2 separate regions of the Mus musculus genome follow, and region 1 is linked to region 2. Evidence: chromatin loops called from intact Hi-C (ENCODE). Cell type or tissue: left cerebral cortex. All regions are shown on one strand. Links, peaks and the distances in the headings refer to the core of each region. The heading gives the core; the rest is flanking DNA. Region 1 overlaps Vti1a (vesicle transport through interaction with t-SNAREs 1A). Region 2 has its middle 11 kb from the start of Gm32144.

Region 1 (8,344 bases), core at 141-8,140, 910 kb before region 2:
CCACATCATAGCCTAGATTTAATTTTTAATGTCCTGGCATCTATATCAAGGCATGTATGTGTTTGTTAAAACACAGCTAGAGACACTACCACTTTCTAAAAGTCAAAGTGACCTCAGAATAAGAATTTTATAGGTATTGGTGTTCTGTGCTTGGCTTGAGAAACATTCCCTAGAATTACTGAGCTTTCAGACAGCGGTTGTGGCAGGGGTGGGGAGGTCATAGTGTTGCATTTTAGAGTCCCACCAGCGTTATCAATGCCAACTGGATCACATTTGTAACATTGTAGCATTCACATCACTTGTAACACTTCATAATGTAACATTGTAGCATTCCCACCACTTGTACCGCTTCATAATGTAACATTGTAGCATTCCCATCACTTGTAACGCTTCATAATGTAACATTGTAGCATTCCCATCACTTGTAACACTTCATAATGTAACATTGTAGCATTCCCATCACTTGTAACACTTCATAATGTAACATTGTAGCATTCCCATCACTTGTAACACTTCATAACGCCTAAGAGACAGTACTGACAGTATTAGTTGCCCTTATCCACTTCCCTTAATCAAATTAATCTGCTGTTGTCATCTGTGATGGGTAATTTCTACCTTTTTTCTGTTATTCATGTTACCCTGTCTGAAGTCCTCACTCATAACCTACTGGCCCTCAGTGTACCATCTGAACTCGATTACTACACTGATCTTTGTTGCTGGTAACATTTTTCTCTACTTTGAGCATCTTTTATAATGTATTTACCTGAAAAGAACATGTTTTTAATACAAGTAGTTTGGTTTCAAAATTGTCTTCCTCAAATTTATCTTGTTTATATTAACATTTTGGTAATAGTTAATAGATACAGTCCTTACCTCACCTGCTTATGTCTATTGTTAAGGAGGAGAAATCAATAAGTGTTCAACAAGCTATTTGGAGGATGATTTGTTTACTGAGCCACACTTCGCCATATTACGAAAAAGACACTAAGAGAATGTGAGCCTATCCAAGTACACATACCTGGTTTAATCCTCATCTGCACTGGGTGTTCTACCTTCCCACCCGGAGCTCTTGAGTAGATTCTAGCCCTTATATGACCTGTAGCTTGCTTTGTTTTTAAGTACAATTAGTCATTCTGGTCCAGTCTGTTACACAGTTAGAACAAGAATGACAGTCACCATGCTGTATAAACGACTCTACATTCCACCCACATAGAGCCAGGCCTGGTGGAGTGGAGCAGACCTGAGTCCCAACTGGCCTTGTGACTAACATTGGAGAGTCCCAAGTTCAAGGCCTGCCTGGGCTACAGATTGAGTTCAAGGCTTGGTCTATTGAGCAAGACCCTGTCTCAAAATGAAAACCATTGTGTAATAATATGGGACAGGATGTATAGCTAAGTGGTAGAGTTCTTGCTAATATGTAGGAGACCCAAGATTATATCTCAAGAATACACCCTCCCACCCTATACACAACCAGAAACAAATTGTGTAAAAATTTATAAGTGACTAGGATATCAAATATTCTAATTTGAAATTCTTGTCCAATTAGCTGTTGGCTAGTGGTAAATGAGAGTCAGTTGGGCTATGTTATGAAACCAATGTAAAACTTTCCTAAGTTTGAGTAAACATCTTCCTTTTTGTCATGATACAGGACTTTGCTATAGCTTTTATCAATTAAAACCAGGTATCTAGGCTTTTGCCGTGGGTGTGTGGCTGTCTTGCTGAGCTGGCCTGCAGCTGAGCAAGTGTTTGAAACTGACATTTGGCTGCCTTGTCTGCAGTATGTTCCTACCGTAGTATTGCAGTCGTGGCTTGTCCATTTCAGAGCCACCCTAACTTTAATTCAGTTATTTCTCTAGTCTTCACTTCATATTGGTTCAAGATCTGCAGAACTTTAGGTTGTAGCTTCCAGAACCTGGAAGTATGCACTACAGCTTTGTATCTCATCAAAAACAAAGCTAGCTAGCTAGCTTGCTTCCTTCCTTCCTTCCTTCCTTCCTTCCTTCCTTCCTTCCTTTCTTCCTTTCTTTTAGATGAAAGCAAAAGAGAATAATGGTTAGTTGTCTGAGGTCATTTTATTTTTCCCTCCCGATTCAGCTGTTCCCTCATCTAAGCAGTGTTGAGTGGTCAGGCTAGCCAGCTAGCTCTTAGGCTTGGCTGGATAGCAGAATCCCAGGAGGGACTTGCTAGTTAACACACAGTCTTGCACCTACCCTAGAGTTTCCAGTTTGGAGGACTTAAAGGGTCCCAGGCAGGACTGGGTGTCATGAAATTTCGAAGGGTTCCAGGGGGGTGCTGAAGCCCCTGTCACAGCTCCCTACTTCCGGAGCCCCCAATACATGATCCGCAGCTTCTCGGTTCTCATGGTTGGCGACTTCCCTGAGCCACTCTCCCAGGCTTATCTATCAGAAGGGAGGTCTTCACTTTGAAGATAGCATCTGTGGTGGCTTGAGAAATGGCCCCCATAGGCTAATGTATCTGAACACTTGGTCTCCAGCTGGCGGTACTCTTGGGGTTGTGGAACCTTTAAGAGGTAGAGCCTTGCTGCAGGAATGTATCATGGGGATGGGCTTCGAGAGTTCATAGCCTCATCCCACTGACTGCTTTCTCTGCTACATGTCTGCTTGGAAGGTTGATCTCCCTGCTCTGGCTGCCTTCCTTTCATATTGATCCTCTATATGAAACCAGAGGCCGAATAACTCTTCCTTCTGTGAGTTGCCTTGGTTGTGGTGTTTTATCTCAGCAACAGAAAGCCAAGAACTGATACAGTGTTCTTGGGTTTCTGCTGTGTGATTCTGCCTGGTGCCTTCTCAAAACACTTAAGTTCCTTTCCCTCAACCGCCCCTTCCCTGTACTGCCTGACAGGATGTTTGTTTAAGGAATGTTAGCAAAATACAATTCCAGAACTGCTCTTTGGGGACATTTAAATGAAAATTTAAAATACCAGCAAGAATGCCAACAATTTAAATTCCTTGATTAGCTTTAGGCATTTTTACATTGGGATGACTAAGAAAAGGTTGTGGTAATTAGAAGTAATTTGTTAGAAACCTGAATACCCTATTTTTTTCTCTCTTAGATTAAAACTCAGTTCCCAGCTGGATGCTCATAAGTGCAGGAAAGATAATTGTCAGATGATTAATTGCAAAAGATAGATAATTAGAGTTCATGTGTTGTGTCAAATATGGGTAACCGAGAGGTTGACTACTCATTGGAAAAGAGCAACCAAAACTGGGTTGTAGCGTCGTGGTGGCGGTTTCCCTTCCACCCCGCTTCCCGGCGGCTTCCATCCCAGGTCCAGCCAGTGCCTGTCCACAGCGATGATGGCAGACAGTTCCCACTGTCTCAGATTAGGTTCTGAAAGCTGAGTGGCTGCCCAGATACCTTTCTAATGTTTCATAAGGGATTTGTAGCCTTCACCAGGACTTGAACAAAAGTCGCCTCTGAGCGGGCCTATGTAAGCTACTTCCCCTCAATTGACATGACCTATTTTTATTTTATAATTTTCAATAGCTAAATCTTAGGTCCTTTAGCCTTCATGTACTTGGTTCCTAGAAAGTTAAGTATTTTCATCATAATTCGTTGGATACCAGAACAGAATCATTTGTTGCCCTTTAAAATAAATATATTAATGGTGTCCTTTTAAATATATTAATAGTGTTCTTTTTTCAGTCCATCAAAAAATTAATGACATGAGGAAAAAAAACCCAAAACTCTCACAACCTACTAGCAGTCAACTTTGCTATCTCCAATCTGGCTCACCTGTTTGCTTATCTGAAATCACAATGAAATTAATAAAAAGCAGACCCCCACCCCCGCCGCTTCTATAAATAGCTCTCTTTCTTCATCTTTAAACTTTGCAGCCCTCAGTAAGACTGTTTTACAAATTCAGCTAATGACCCAAATCTAGCATGTTTGTTGTGTAGGAGCCATATTAAAATAACTCTCTGTGTATGCGTTGTCATTAATGATAAGCTCATTTTGATAATGGGGCTGCAGATTCTTAGTCCATAGTCCTTGGGGAGATGCTACAGTTTTTTTCTAACTAAGTATTGTTCTGGCTCCTTTCCTTGATTGGCCCAGAAATAGCAATCAGCTGGGGAGCAGGATGGCATGCCTCTTAGCGATCCCTTTGATCTCTGAGATGAGTATCAACATTGTATGCTTCCTAATGGAAGTGTAATTTAATGAAATCTATTGGGTAAACATACTTCAGATGTTCAAAGGAGGTGACAAAATTTTTGCTGGCAGCCAGGACCTGGCTGCTTTCCAGCTTGCCTCTAGCTGCTATGCATATAGCATTGAGAAAGGCACTCAAAATAGGGACACAAAGTATTATTTCCATTGTGTTTTAGCCCCCTCCCCGCTCCATCTTCTTCCCTGAAGTTTATTTTTGTGGTGTTTCTACAAGCGCCCTTTGACATGTAACCTCTTCTACTCCAAAGTAGGGTGTGTGGTTTGTCTTGTTTCCAGATTTACTTTCGACAGCATGTGCCCTGGATGCAAGACCTCGCATCCCAGAACACCCCAGGCATGAGACTCACCCCGAACATCCTGGAAGGAGAAAGCACACTCTGAAATAACGTATTTCCTTCAAAGTTCTGCTGGGGACGGAGGCCCTGCACATTCCATTTTGAGGGGAGAGGATTGGGCCTCTGTTTTGATAATTGTGAGCGTGGTGAAGATGACCCTAGATGGCAGGAGTCTGATTTCTATCAGGTCCTGGTCACTTTCTCTGGACCTCAGTTTTCCTATCTGTACAATGAAGAGTTTGAATTGGATGATTCTTTTAAAGCTGAATATCGGCACAGTCCAATAAGAACCATCCGGCCTCCTCCGTGCTCTCGCTGTTTGATCAGTAAGAGTATTGTCTTTGAGAAATCTTCATAGAGACGTGTTTGTTCGGTATGTGGCAGCTTAGCCCAGAGCTGTGAGGAAGCCTGTCTTGGTTTGAGACTGACAGTCTTTCTAGGTGAGGAGCAATTGAGGCTCCTCTGCATCTTAACTGACTTTCTTCCTTCCGTGGTAGCTTGAGCTTCCCTGTAGCTTGCTTCTTCTGGTCTGGAGTTTTGTGGCTCTTTCATGCTGAATGAATAGTTTCTTAGAAGCAACTTTCTCTTCCTGTGGTAACAGCAGAGAGTCTGCCACATTCTGCCTGTGATGTAGCCCAAGTGTTCCTACATTCAACCTGCCTTTACAATCGCAACCAGGGACTCCTTTGATAACTTGATGGTTCGGTGACCCTTCATTCACAGCTCTCTTAGAGACTCCAGAGCTTTTTTGCTGGTCGTAGTTCTGGCAAGACATGCTTCCTGACTGTAGGTGAAGGCAATACCGCTTTGCACACTGTGTTCATTTCCAGTCACCTCCTCTTGGCCTTCAGAAATTTTGCCCATCTCAACCCTACTGAGGCCGGCAGCCGCAGCACACTGTGCTGCTGTGGCACTCCCAGGCCAACCTGCTCACAGTAGCCCTGTCGCTCATCTGCAGCACGGACTGTGATTTCCCTTTGACTGTGCACAAGCATCCTGACCCTCAGTGCCTGTGTGAGTTACACAAACTCACTGAGTCTGGGTGTCTGCTGCTTTTCATGCTGCAGCATCAAGCCTTCCCGAGCTTCCCCATGTGGTCAGTTGTTCCCTCTACTCCTGCATTGCACGTGGTTTCTCTTAGAGATAGATTATCCTGCCAACACTGACGGATTCTATCCTGTAGGTCTATAGTATGAGGAGCGAGGAGAGTCATATAGGAGCGAGGAGAGTCATATATGTGACTTTAACTCTGTAGCCACATCAAAGAGTGTAAAAATAACATGTCAAGATAATTTTAGTACTATATATTATTTAGCTCAATAGTTCTAAACAGGACCTCTGTATGCACCAAGTATTAAAAATATTAAAGAGATAATTAGCATGATTTTCTTACTGAGTCTTTAAAGTCTGGTGTGTGTCTTACTTATCCTAGCCCAGCATATTTCAGTTCTGGCTTTCCCTATTTTGAGCTCATAATCGCACATGGTCAGTGACTGCCCGTACCGGACAGCACCTCCAGACCACATTTCCAGGAACCCTGCAGGGGCCATGAAGACAAAGCATCTTTAGCTTCAGCTTTCCCCTCAAGGCTGAGGTTCTCATCTGCAGCTCAGTGCCGTCACCTGAGAGACCGAGTGACTGCTGATATCTAGATCTTCTGTCCACAGATCATAAAGTAGGTGGCCCAAGTTTAGCCAGGATCCTGCTCCTAGCAGTTGGGGAGGTTTCCAGGTGAGTTGGTGCCCAGTGGATCAGGTACTTCTGCACCAGACATGTTTCTTAAGACAGCATAGTCTTATAACACAGGGTCCCATTGTCTGACCCACTTTCTTAGTAATAAAGCATACACAGTTTTAAAAGTCAAATTCAGAATGTTTTCATTTAGTACAAATCGTCAGCTAAGGGTCTGATGGATTTTATTGTTTCTTCTCTAAAAATAGGGATGTGGTACCTAAGAGACTGGATTCTTTAAACTGTTTTCAGAATAATAACATTGACAACATCAAAAACAGACAGTAAGACTTGGGGGGCTTTGACATCAGTTTTAAGAGTCATAGAGTCTCTAAATTCTATGTAGATTGTGAAGGCCATTTCTAGTATTGCTTCTTAGTATTATTTGCTTTTTCTCTTTAAAACTTTCTTTGTGGGGGTGTAGTTTGCATGCTGTAACACATTTCATGGTAGGCATCCAACCCAGGATTTTAAAATTACTAAATTGTTCAACATAAGCGTGGTTTAGGGCTTCATTTACAGCCCTGATCAGTCTAGTGTACCATAGCTGTTCCTACTGTCTGTCTTCTCTTTGTATAGTTTTTCTTTTCTAGAAAATGGAAACATGCAACTTGGTAGTGCTTCTTTTATTCACTATTTTTATAATATATACTATATATAATTCTTTTATTTCCAAGTCTCATTTATATAGCAGCTTGGTTTTGGCGAGTGAGCACGCACCACATTTTACCTCTCTGGGTTGATGATATTTGTGTTGATTACAGATTTGGAGTCATGCCAGTTTTTTGTTTTGTGTTCTTAAGAACTATGGCTGATTCAGTGGTAAGAATCCATTCCCATGAGTGAGGAAATGCACAACACAAGCACTCTTTCTTTGGGGCAGTTACTACCCAGGAATGGGATTCTTCTCCGTGTGCTATGGTTTAGGAAGCTGCCGCAGCTTGTCTAGAGGTTCCACCATCCCTTGTGCCCACCATATTTTAGGAACCTGGGATTTCTGGTCTTGTCAGCAAGTGATGTTGTGGGCCTTTCTGATTATAGCCATCTAGAGGCTGTGGCTGAAAGCTACAGTGTTGTTGTTGTGTTGTTCTGTTTGTTTTTCCCCTCATGTAATATTCTTGTGTTCCTTCTAAAACTGTTGATGGTGTGTAACAATTGTTCATATTTATACAGTATCATTGTGCATATGTACATTGAGGAGTGTTCAAACCAGGACAAACAGTCCGTCTTCTCAAGCATTTATCATCTCTTTATGGTAAAACATTCTGAAACCTCCTTTACAGTTTTAAAAACCACATAGTACATTGTTGTCGTTGCTAACCCGCCTGTGTTAGTGCAGTGGCATGCAGAGCATCCCTCCTGTCTTACTCTAACTTGGCAATCGTCAGCAAACTCTTCCCCAGCCCTGCAGCTTGACTCTCCCATTCTGCCTGGCCTCTCAGGATGTTGGAGTCAGGTCCTGCCTGTTGGTGGCTGGTTTATCCACTTAACACAATGATTGTCAGTTTGATACGTGCTTCTGCAGATGATAGGGTTGTACTGCTTTACTGTTGGATTACAGCTTATGATGTGCATGTTGTTCTTTTTTATTTGTCAGTTGATGGACGCTTAGGTTGTTTCCTTGTTGCACTGAATGTGGAAATGCAACTCTCTCTTCGAGTGTTCATTTCCTGTCTCTGGATATAAATCCAGAGCATGGGACTGTACAGTAGCATCTTGTAAGTTTAATTTGCATTGACTCATGATGTTAAGCATCTCTTCACGTACTTTATGAGCGACGTATGCACTTAGCAAAGGATGTATTCAAGTCTTCTGCTTATGTTTGTTAGATTGTTTATCCTCATATTTTGAGTAAATCAGATAATATGATTTGCAAATGGCCATCCTCTCCTCTACCTTTCATTTATCCTCCCCTGTCCCCTTTTCTTTTTTGATAGTCTCCCACTAAGCAGCCCATGGTAGCCTAGAACTCCCAGCGTAGCTCTAAGACCTGAGACCCTTCTGCCTTTGGCTCCTGAGTGCTGGGATGCAGTCATGCTCTACCACGCCTAGCTTGCCCTCTCATTGTCTCAGTGATGACTTAGAGG
Region 2 (8,344 bases), core at 259-8,258:
GAGCTGAGGATGGGCGGAGAACTCCATCACGCCTCTGGGAGAGAGGAAAGTTTTACTGCAGCAGCACAGAAGTTCTGCTGTGTACTTGGCTCCCTGCTGACCCAGCTAATGTTCGAACTTTCAAAGAACCAGGTAGGAGTCTGACAGGCTCGCCAAGAACAGAGAGGAATCAAATCTTCCCTGAGAATCTTGCAAGATAACTTTTTTTTCTCTGTTTCTGAAGGGACTTGGGTCCAAGTTTTTGCCTGGGGAGAAACTGCTCTCAGGAGCTTGGGGGCAGGAAGAGAGTGAGTCCTGCCTGAGAGGCCCCCTGAGGGTAGAGGGAATTCCAGCGGGGACCCTAGGCAAGGCAGCATTGTGAATAATGAGCCCCCTGTTCAATCAGAGGTGGCTCCAAGCGAGATACTATGCTGAAGGTTTTATGTGGGGACCACAGGTCACCATTTCTCACAGAAACATCCATCACATGAGATATTGCCAAAAGGTGCGTTTCTTACAATACATGGCATTTCATCATTGAGATTAGTTTATTTGACAGTGTGTGTGTGTGTGTGTGTGTGTGTGTGTGTGTGTGAGAGAGAGAGAGAGAGAGAGAGAGAGAGAGAGAGAGAGAGAGAGAGACCATGAAAGGTAGCCTTGTTCCTGGTTGAACTAAAGCTGGAAACCACTGTGATCCTAAAGGAGATGAAAGGCGTGTTTCACCGGTTCCTGCACACCAGGTCCCTGTCACTAGTCTCGGCCCCCCATAGATTTGTGCCCATCAGTCACTTAGGGGCAACGCTCCAAGCCCCTCCACAGGTAGAGGATTTGAAGTGTGGTCACATAGGTTCAAGACAGATCTCTATTTTTATGAGGTACCTAAAGGTTGGGGGACGTAGGCAATAAGCTTTCCTTCCCAGACACTCTTCCCTGCAAAAAGGTATTTAACCTCAGGTCCACCCTGAGAAGTGGGGTACACAGTCTTACTCATCCACTTTCCGCCATGACAATAAATGTCTTAAAACCATGGACTTCCTCTTTTCTTCATGATCCGCCTTGGGGAGCCATGGAGAAGGCCTTTGCCTACAGAGCGGCTGTCTAATCTGTAGAAGGCCTCTCTATGCTCCAAGCCAAGATCGAGCCCAAACTCAAGCCTACTTTTGCAGTCAAGCCAAGAACTTTCCTCGTGGGACCAGCTGGAGCTCCTCCTAACCCCACAACACACAAGCACACACACACACACACACACACACCGCCCTCGGGCCAGATCCAACCAGAGGGTCCCCACTCCATTCTCAGCTTTTCCAAGGCTTCCATAGGTGCCTGGGTGTCTGTGAGCCTGAGAACCAGACAGCCCCAGCCTTGGCCTCCTCACAGGCCTGGGGACCCTGAGCCTGCTCCAGCTCTCAGACTGCAATTCCCCACCTCCAGAGTTGTGTCCCTGGGCTGCCCTACAGCCCAGCCCTGTAGCAGAGCAGACTCGGGACCCCATAACCCTACGTGTGTGTGTGTGTGTGTGTGTGTGTGTGTGTGTGTGTGTGTGTGTGAAGATCTCATACTATATATAGTCCAGATTGACCTCAAACTCACAGTGATCCTCCTGCCTCAGCCTCTCAAGGGTTGGAACTACAGGTGTGTACCACCATACTCAGCTGAGGGGCAGTTTTTCCTTTTCTTATTCAGTGACAGATAAAAGCAACTGGGGGCAACTGAGATTTGTGTAACTCAGCGCTACTTCATTGCGATTTGAATGTGAAATGTCTTGCATAAACATCTGTATTCAGACGGGTCTCAGCAGGAGGCGTTTGGAGAGGTTATGGAACAACCAGACTGTGAGGTTTCGCTGGATGAAATCCATCTGGGGGGGGGGGGCTGGGGGGGGCCTTTGACGTGTTACAGCCAAGTTTCACTTTCTGTTCTTTCTGTGTTCTGCTTTGCAATGCCAGGAGCACTGAGCATGCGCAGCTACGATGTAGTCCCTGTAACCTCTGGATGGGTTAAACACTTTCTCTCTGCCTTTGTTTTTTTATCAGAGTATTTTATCACAGCAATGGAAGGAGATATCGGTCTTACAGATTGAGGACACCGAGGCTCAGAGAAACAGGTTAGGAGACCCGTCCATGGCCTCATGGCCTCTATCTGTACTTGAAATGGGCTACGCTTGCTTCCAGAGAGGCAGCAGGAGGAGAGCTATCCTTCAGGGTGGGGAGTGTCTGCTCTTCAGGCAAGCCTGAGAGGAAGAGGACATCGCAAGACTGCACGCAGGCTGGTGAGCTGCAGGGTGGGATAGAGAGTCAGGAGGACCTAGGGCGGGCTCCACATTGTCAGTGCTCAGCTCCCAGACTTCAACTGACTTTAAGACTCTGCCTCCAGCTTAGATGCAGTTGTTAAATAAATTATTGTATTGGTTAATGGCTGGATCCATCAGTCAATCAACTGGCTGATCAATCGGTTGGTTGACTTGGGGGTGCCATGGCACCTCTGTGGAGGTAAGAAAAGAACATATACTCTACTGTGTGGTCTCAGGTTATCAGCAAGCACCTTTGTCCACACAGCCACGTCCCTCGCCCAGATTCACTTTAATTCATGATAGCTGAATTGTCGACAGAAAACAAGCAAAACCCACAAAGGAAACATCCCCTGCAGATCAGACCAACTGTGACTGACGTTTCAGTAGAGGCTTCCGTAGTGGCAGCTGGAAGTGGAAGAATTCTGAACTCTGATGTTAAGAAAACACACTAAGGCTGGGCAGTGGTGGCGCACGCCTTTAATCCGAGCACTTGGGAGGCAGAGGCGGGCAGATTTCTGAGTTCGAGGCCAGCCTGCTCTACAGAGTGAGTTCCAGGACAGCCAGAGCTACACAGAGAAACCCTGTCTCAAAAAACAAACAAACAAACAAACAAACAAACAAACAACCCAAAAAACCCCACACTAAGTCCTGATCTTGGCTTTTGTGAATGTATGCATGCATGTGTGTTGTGGGATCCAACGACTGGACTCTCTCTGTACCCCAGGCTGGCCTTACTAGATGGGGATGCAGGCCTGGCATATTGCACTTTTTAAGGAAGTCTTAGTTCCTTGAACTCCCTGAGCCTCAGTGTGTTTGGTTGCAAAATGGGAACAGTAAGGACACCAGCCAGGAAGTGCAGTTGTAAATATTTCCTGAGGGTGAGGGGGAGCCTGGCGTGGCTTGTTCTCAGCAAATTGAAGTTAGGGTTTTATTATTGCTGCTGTGAGGTCATCTTGGTGATAGACAGCTCGGGACCTTTCTGTCCACACTGCTCCTGAGACCACAGGCATCATGTATTAGCCCCTCCTCCCTCTGCCTCCCCAGACCCCTGGGAAGGGCGGTGCCTGCTCTCTAGCGCCCCCAGGTGTTCATGATGGTAGTTCATGCACTTTGTTTTCTCCCTGTGCCTTCCTCTCGGCCAGAGATCTTGGGCTAAAGGATCAGGGCCAGGGAGTAAGTAAGAGCCTTGCCACAAACGGAGGGAAGGAGCGTTCTGGACTCTCCCAGGAGCTTCCTAGGGGATCAACCCAAGTGGTACTCCAAACACTTCCCCAAGCCCCAGGACTCCAAGATTCTCAGGTGTGCTGGCTCCGCGGCTCGGACCCTCTGTCAAGCTCCTAATTCAGTGACCTGTGAGTTCATCATAGAGGAAGAGGACGGGACTATGACGGTCACTCTCTGACATGAAACTTAGGGTTGTCCCTCTCCAACTCTGTTTATCTGAGGTGCCCACCTTTGATCTCCAATGCAAAGTCAAATGTCACCTCCTCCAAGATGCCCTCCTGGCTCTCGGACAAGCTCTGGAAATCCCAGAGGTCTTTTCACAAATGCACTAGAATTTGCCAGTCTGCCTATCCTACATGGTCCTCCCTCTCTTCCCTGACAGCACAGAGCTATAATATAGTAGACGCTCAATAAATACAGGCTGGACAAAGACATAGATGACTAAATGCCTGTTCCCGCATTCTGCTGGAAGTTGCAAGGAAATTATCCATTAGATCTTTGCATCTGCCTGCTGTGGCACAAGTAGTCTGAGATTAATGACAGCAGCCACAATAAAAGAAACAACATCCCTCCCCGCTGGACTCTTGCTTTATTGAGGCCTGGCTTACAAGTTGGATTTGGTATCCTTGTCTTTACTGCCCTCTTGTGGTAAAACATTGCTACTGCATCCAGGAAAGTTAGAAACTTCATTAAAAGCAAAGACCCTGTTTTTACCCCCTGAAGTAATGTTTTTAGAATTCCTGAATCAGTTCAAGCCAGGGTCCCACGCTCTGTATGCATCTGTGACCTTCAGTCCATATTCCCAAATTATAAGGGAACTGTAAGAATGATAAATAGGCCCAACCCTAAAACAGCATCATTATACACACCACATCGATTCTGGATTAGAGCTGTTGGATACTTCAGTGTGGCGGGGAAGGATGTGATAAGTATATAGCAAGTTTCTTCCAATCAAGACATTAAAATAACTGTAGAAATCTCATCCAAAGCAAGTGGCTGCAGATCACACCAACCATCCGGAATATACAAAGAAGGAGACTGAGATTCATGTAGTCTAACTCCCAAAGTTTGGAGCCAGACACTGGTCCCACCACACTGTCTAGTTGACTCTAAAAAGCTGCTTTCTCTCTGTGAATGCTGTTTCCCCAATATGGTTCAGCTGGAAAACCTGCTATACAGAGTTGTGACAGTAAGTGAGAATTTGAAATGACAGGGCCAGGACTTCAGGGTGCTGCTGGCATCCAGTGAGCTCTGATACAAACTAGCCATAACTACAATAAGTCCTTAACTGTCTGGTGCAGATCAACAATTGAAGGGAGTCAGATCTCACACACACACACCAGCCAATAAAATAAGGTGCTTGTTGATATGGTAGTCCATGATAAGTTGAGACAAGCAACTGTTAGAGGCTGCAGGAAGAGGCAAACATCCATTGGCTCTTAAACAAAATCTACTTCCATTTCTCCCTCTTCTATCCACGGTAGACATCACTAATCAGTAGTCTGCCTTTCTTTTACCCATGGCAGACATTATTCATCAATAACGTCTTCTTCCTATAACCGCAGCAGACATCACTAATCGATAGCTTCTGCTTACACTCATGGATACATTGTTAATCAGGACTTTCACGTAGACCATGTATCTATTTCAGAGTATACATCACAGAGGGCTCTAGGCACTTACAACAACTGAGCAGAGTGGGAAAATGTCAGACAATGGAAACTATCTTTCCAGGTCATGGCACCTGGGTAGATTAAAGCAGCACTGGGGAAGGAGGAAGGCATTTTAGCCAGAGGCAGTGGAGTCAGAAGAAGTGTGAGTGAAAAGGCAGATCTAAGAGGAAGAGGAAGTGAATTAAAGATGGGCTGGGTTATAGAGCCCTTGACAGCTGGCTTTGGAGAAGTCAGAGACAACAGGGAACCTCACACATCATTGGGCAGGTGTCTTAGTCAGGGTTTCTATTCCTGCACAAACATCATGACCAAGAAACAAGTTGGGGAGGAAAGGGTTTATTCGGCTTACACTTCCATACTGCTGTTCATCACCAAGGAAGCCAGGACTGGAACTCAGGCAGGTAGGTCAGGAAGCAGGAGCTGATGCAGAGGCCATGGAGGGATGTTCCTTACTGGCTTGCCTCCCCTGGCTTGCTCAGCCTACTCTCTTATAGAACCCAAGACTACCAGCCCAGAGATGGTCCCACCAACAAGGGGCCATTCCCCCTTGATCACTAATTGAGAAAATGCCTTAGAGTTGGATCTCATGGAGGCATTTCCTCAACTGAAGCTCCTTTCTCTGTGATAACTCCAGCTGTGTCAAGTTGACACAAAACTAGCCAGTACAATTGACCCCTTGTCAACTTGACACACAAACACATCACTAGTAAGCCTCAACCCTTACATTCTTATTCATCCCCAAGATCTAAATAACTTTAAAAGTCCCACAGTCTTTACATATTCTTAAAATTTCAATCTCTTTAAAATATCCATCTCTTTTAAAATCCAAAGTCTTTTTTACAATTAAAAGTCTCTTAACTGTGGGCTCCACTAAAACAGTTTCTTCCTTCAAGAGGGAAAATATCAGGGCACAGCCACAATCAAAAGCAAAAGTCAATCTCCAACCGTCCAATGTCTGGGATCCAACTTACGATCTTCTGGGCTCCTCCAAGGGCTTGGGTCACTTCTCCAGCCATGCCCTTTGTAGCACACGCGTCATCCTCTAGGCTCCAGATGCCTGTACTCCACTGCTGCTGCTGCTCTTGGTGGTCATCTCATGGTACTGGCATCTCCAAAACACTGCATGACCCCTTCAGTCCTGGGCCATCAATTGCAACTGAGGCTGGACTTTCACCAATGGCCTTCCATGGCCTCTCACAGTGCCAAGCCTCAGCTGCTCTGCTCAACTCCTTCATGCCTTCAAAACCAGTACCACCTGGGTGACCCTTACACATTACCAAGTCCAGCCACAGCACAAGGTACAACTTTAGCTATATCTGGAACACAGCCACTGTGCTCTCAGAAAACACTTCCCAGAAGATGTCACCTCAATGATGCTGGTCTCTTCTTAATCACCGCTAATTTCTTAGCTCCAGCTAACCAGCATCAATAGTCCCAGTAATGCAAAGTTTTTGCTTTAGTAGTTCTGGTATCTTGTTAACCACAGCTGATTCTTCAGCCCCAGCTAACCAGAACTACAGAATCTTCACATTCAAAACAGCAATGGCCCTGAAAAGAGTCTTTAATTTTCCCTCTGAAATTTCACAAACCAGACCTCCATCTTCTGCAGTGTTCTCAACATTATCTTCCAAGCTCCTACACAACATCTGACAGAGCTCTTAACAACGGATGGATCTTCAAGCCCAAAGTTCCAAAGTCCTTCCACAGTCCTCCCCAAAACATGGTCAGGTTGTCACAGGAATACCCCACTCTGCTGGTACCAATTTGTCTTAGTCAGGGTTTCTATTCCTGCACAAACATCATGACCAAGAAACAAGTTGGGGAGGAAAGGGTTTATTCGGCTTACACTTCCATACTGCTGTTCATCACCAAGGAAGCCAGGACTGGAACTCAGGCAGGTAGGTCAGGAAGCAGGAGCTGATGCAGAGGCCATGGAGGGATGTTCCTTACTGGCTTGCCTCCCCTGGCTTGCTCAGCCTACTCTCTTATAGAACCCAAGACTACCAGCCCAGAGATGGTCCCACCAACAAGGGGCCATTCCCCCTTGATCACTAATTGAGAAAATGCCTTAGAGTTGGATCTCATGGAGGCATTTCCTCAACTGAAGCTCCTTTCTCTGTGATAACCCCAGCTGTGTCAAGTTGACACAAAACTAGCCAGTACAGCAGGTAAGGGTGTGGTCACTCTCCCAGAGGCGCCATCTCTGTGGCAGCCAGGACCAGGTGAACTGGAAGACTGAGCTGAGACCACCATGTGAGGGAGGGAGACCTGCTTCCTCTTGGATCCTCAGAACTGAAAGGGAAGGTGGCCACTTATGAGGCTTCTTTGTATCTGTACTCCACCTGCTGAAGGGCAGCAGCATCCCCACTAGAAAACAGGCTGGGGAGAGAGGGGGGGGGCTTTGAGGGCTTTGGGTCCCCAGCTGTGACTGCCAGTGGGTGGTGGCAAGGCGTTTGGAGCCAACTCTGGAGTCACAGAGAGGAAAGATGGAAGGTGGTTAATACTTCCTGAGTCCAACCTCATTTTCTCTCAAAGCAGCCTAAGTAGGAAGAGAAAGCCGAGACAGGAAACAGCTGAACTGGGTGAAGGTCAGGCCTTAATTAAGAGCCATTCTCTGCAATCTGCTTATTGGAAAAGACACTGCATATCTGGGTCAAGTGTCCCTTTCACATCCCCCCCCCCCCAAAAAAAAAACGAGGAGGAAAAAGAGCTTTTTTGGTACTGGGGTTTGAAGAGTCTCATACACAGGACCCCTAATGTCCCCATTGCTAAGAAAGAACGTACACATTTAACTGAAATAACCAAGCAATCAGAAGCAGGGTCAAAGTGACAACCCCTTTATTCCAAGACTCCGTTTCCTAATGGGTAACAAGGTCCCTCGAACTTGAAGGTCAAACAGACTTGGGTTTGAACCTCAGCTCCACCACTTCCTAGCTGGGTGACCCTGGACAAGATACTTAGCCTTTCTGAACCCCGATTCCCTCATCCATACAGCGGGGATAATAGAGTGTCTAGTTCACAGGGCTAGGGTGGCAATCAAACGAAGTGATGCATATGCAGGCTTTAGTGCGGGACTTGACACATAATTGAATGGATTAGAATCGTCTTTTTATCCAATCACCTACCTGCTTTAGGAACCAATTTGAAACGCCCAATCTGTCTTTTCATGGCTGACATG

What was found. Peaks named below come from ENCODE experiments on the same cell type or tissue, not always from the same donor. Only the 100,000 strongest peaks of a DNase experiment are listed, where the experiment ranks them.
Region 1: it touches region 2 in a loop (4-fold over the local background); 3 of 42 quality-filtered maps call a loop at or near these places.

Annotation. Positions count from the first base shown.
Region 1 is chr19:55,346,675-55,355,018 of GRCm38, forward strand. The region is part of intron 3 of Vti1a (vesicle transport through interaction with t-SNAREs 1A); the gene reads left to right. Among named protein-coding and RNA genes, the nearest start is that of Vti1a, 35 kb to the left of the region's middle. In left cerebral cortex, for the core only: no CTCF peak of the experiment used is centred there; a DNase peak (open chromatin) is centred at 4,230.
Region 2 is chr19:56,251,600-56,259,943 of GRCm38, forward strand. No RefSeq gene overlaps it. Among named protein-coding and RNA genes, the nearest start is that of Gm32144, 11 kb to the right of the region's middle. In left cerebral cortex, for the core only: CTCF peaks have their summits at 3,339 (motif pointing left) and 4,149 (motif pointing left); a DNase peak (open chromatin) is centred at 4,112.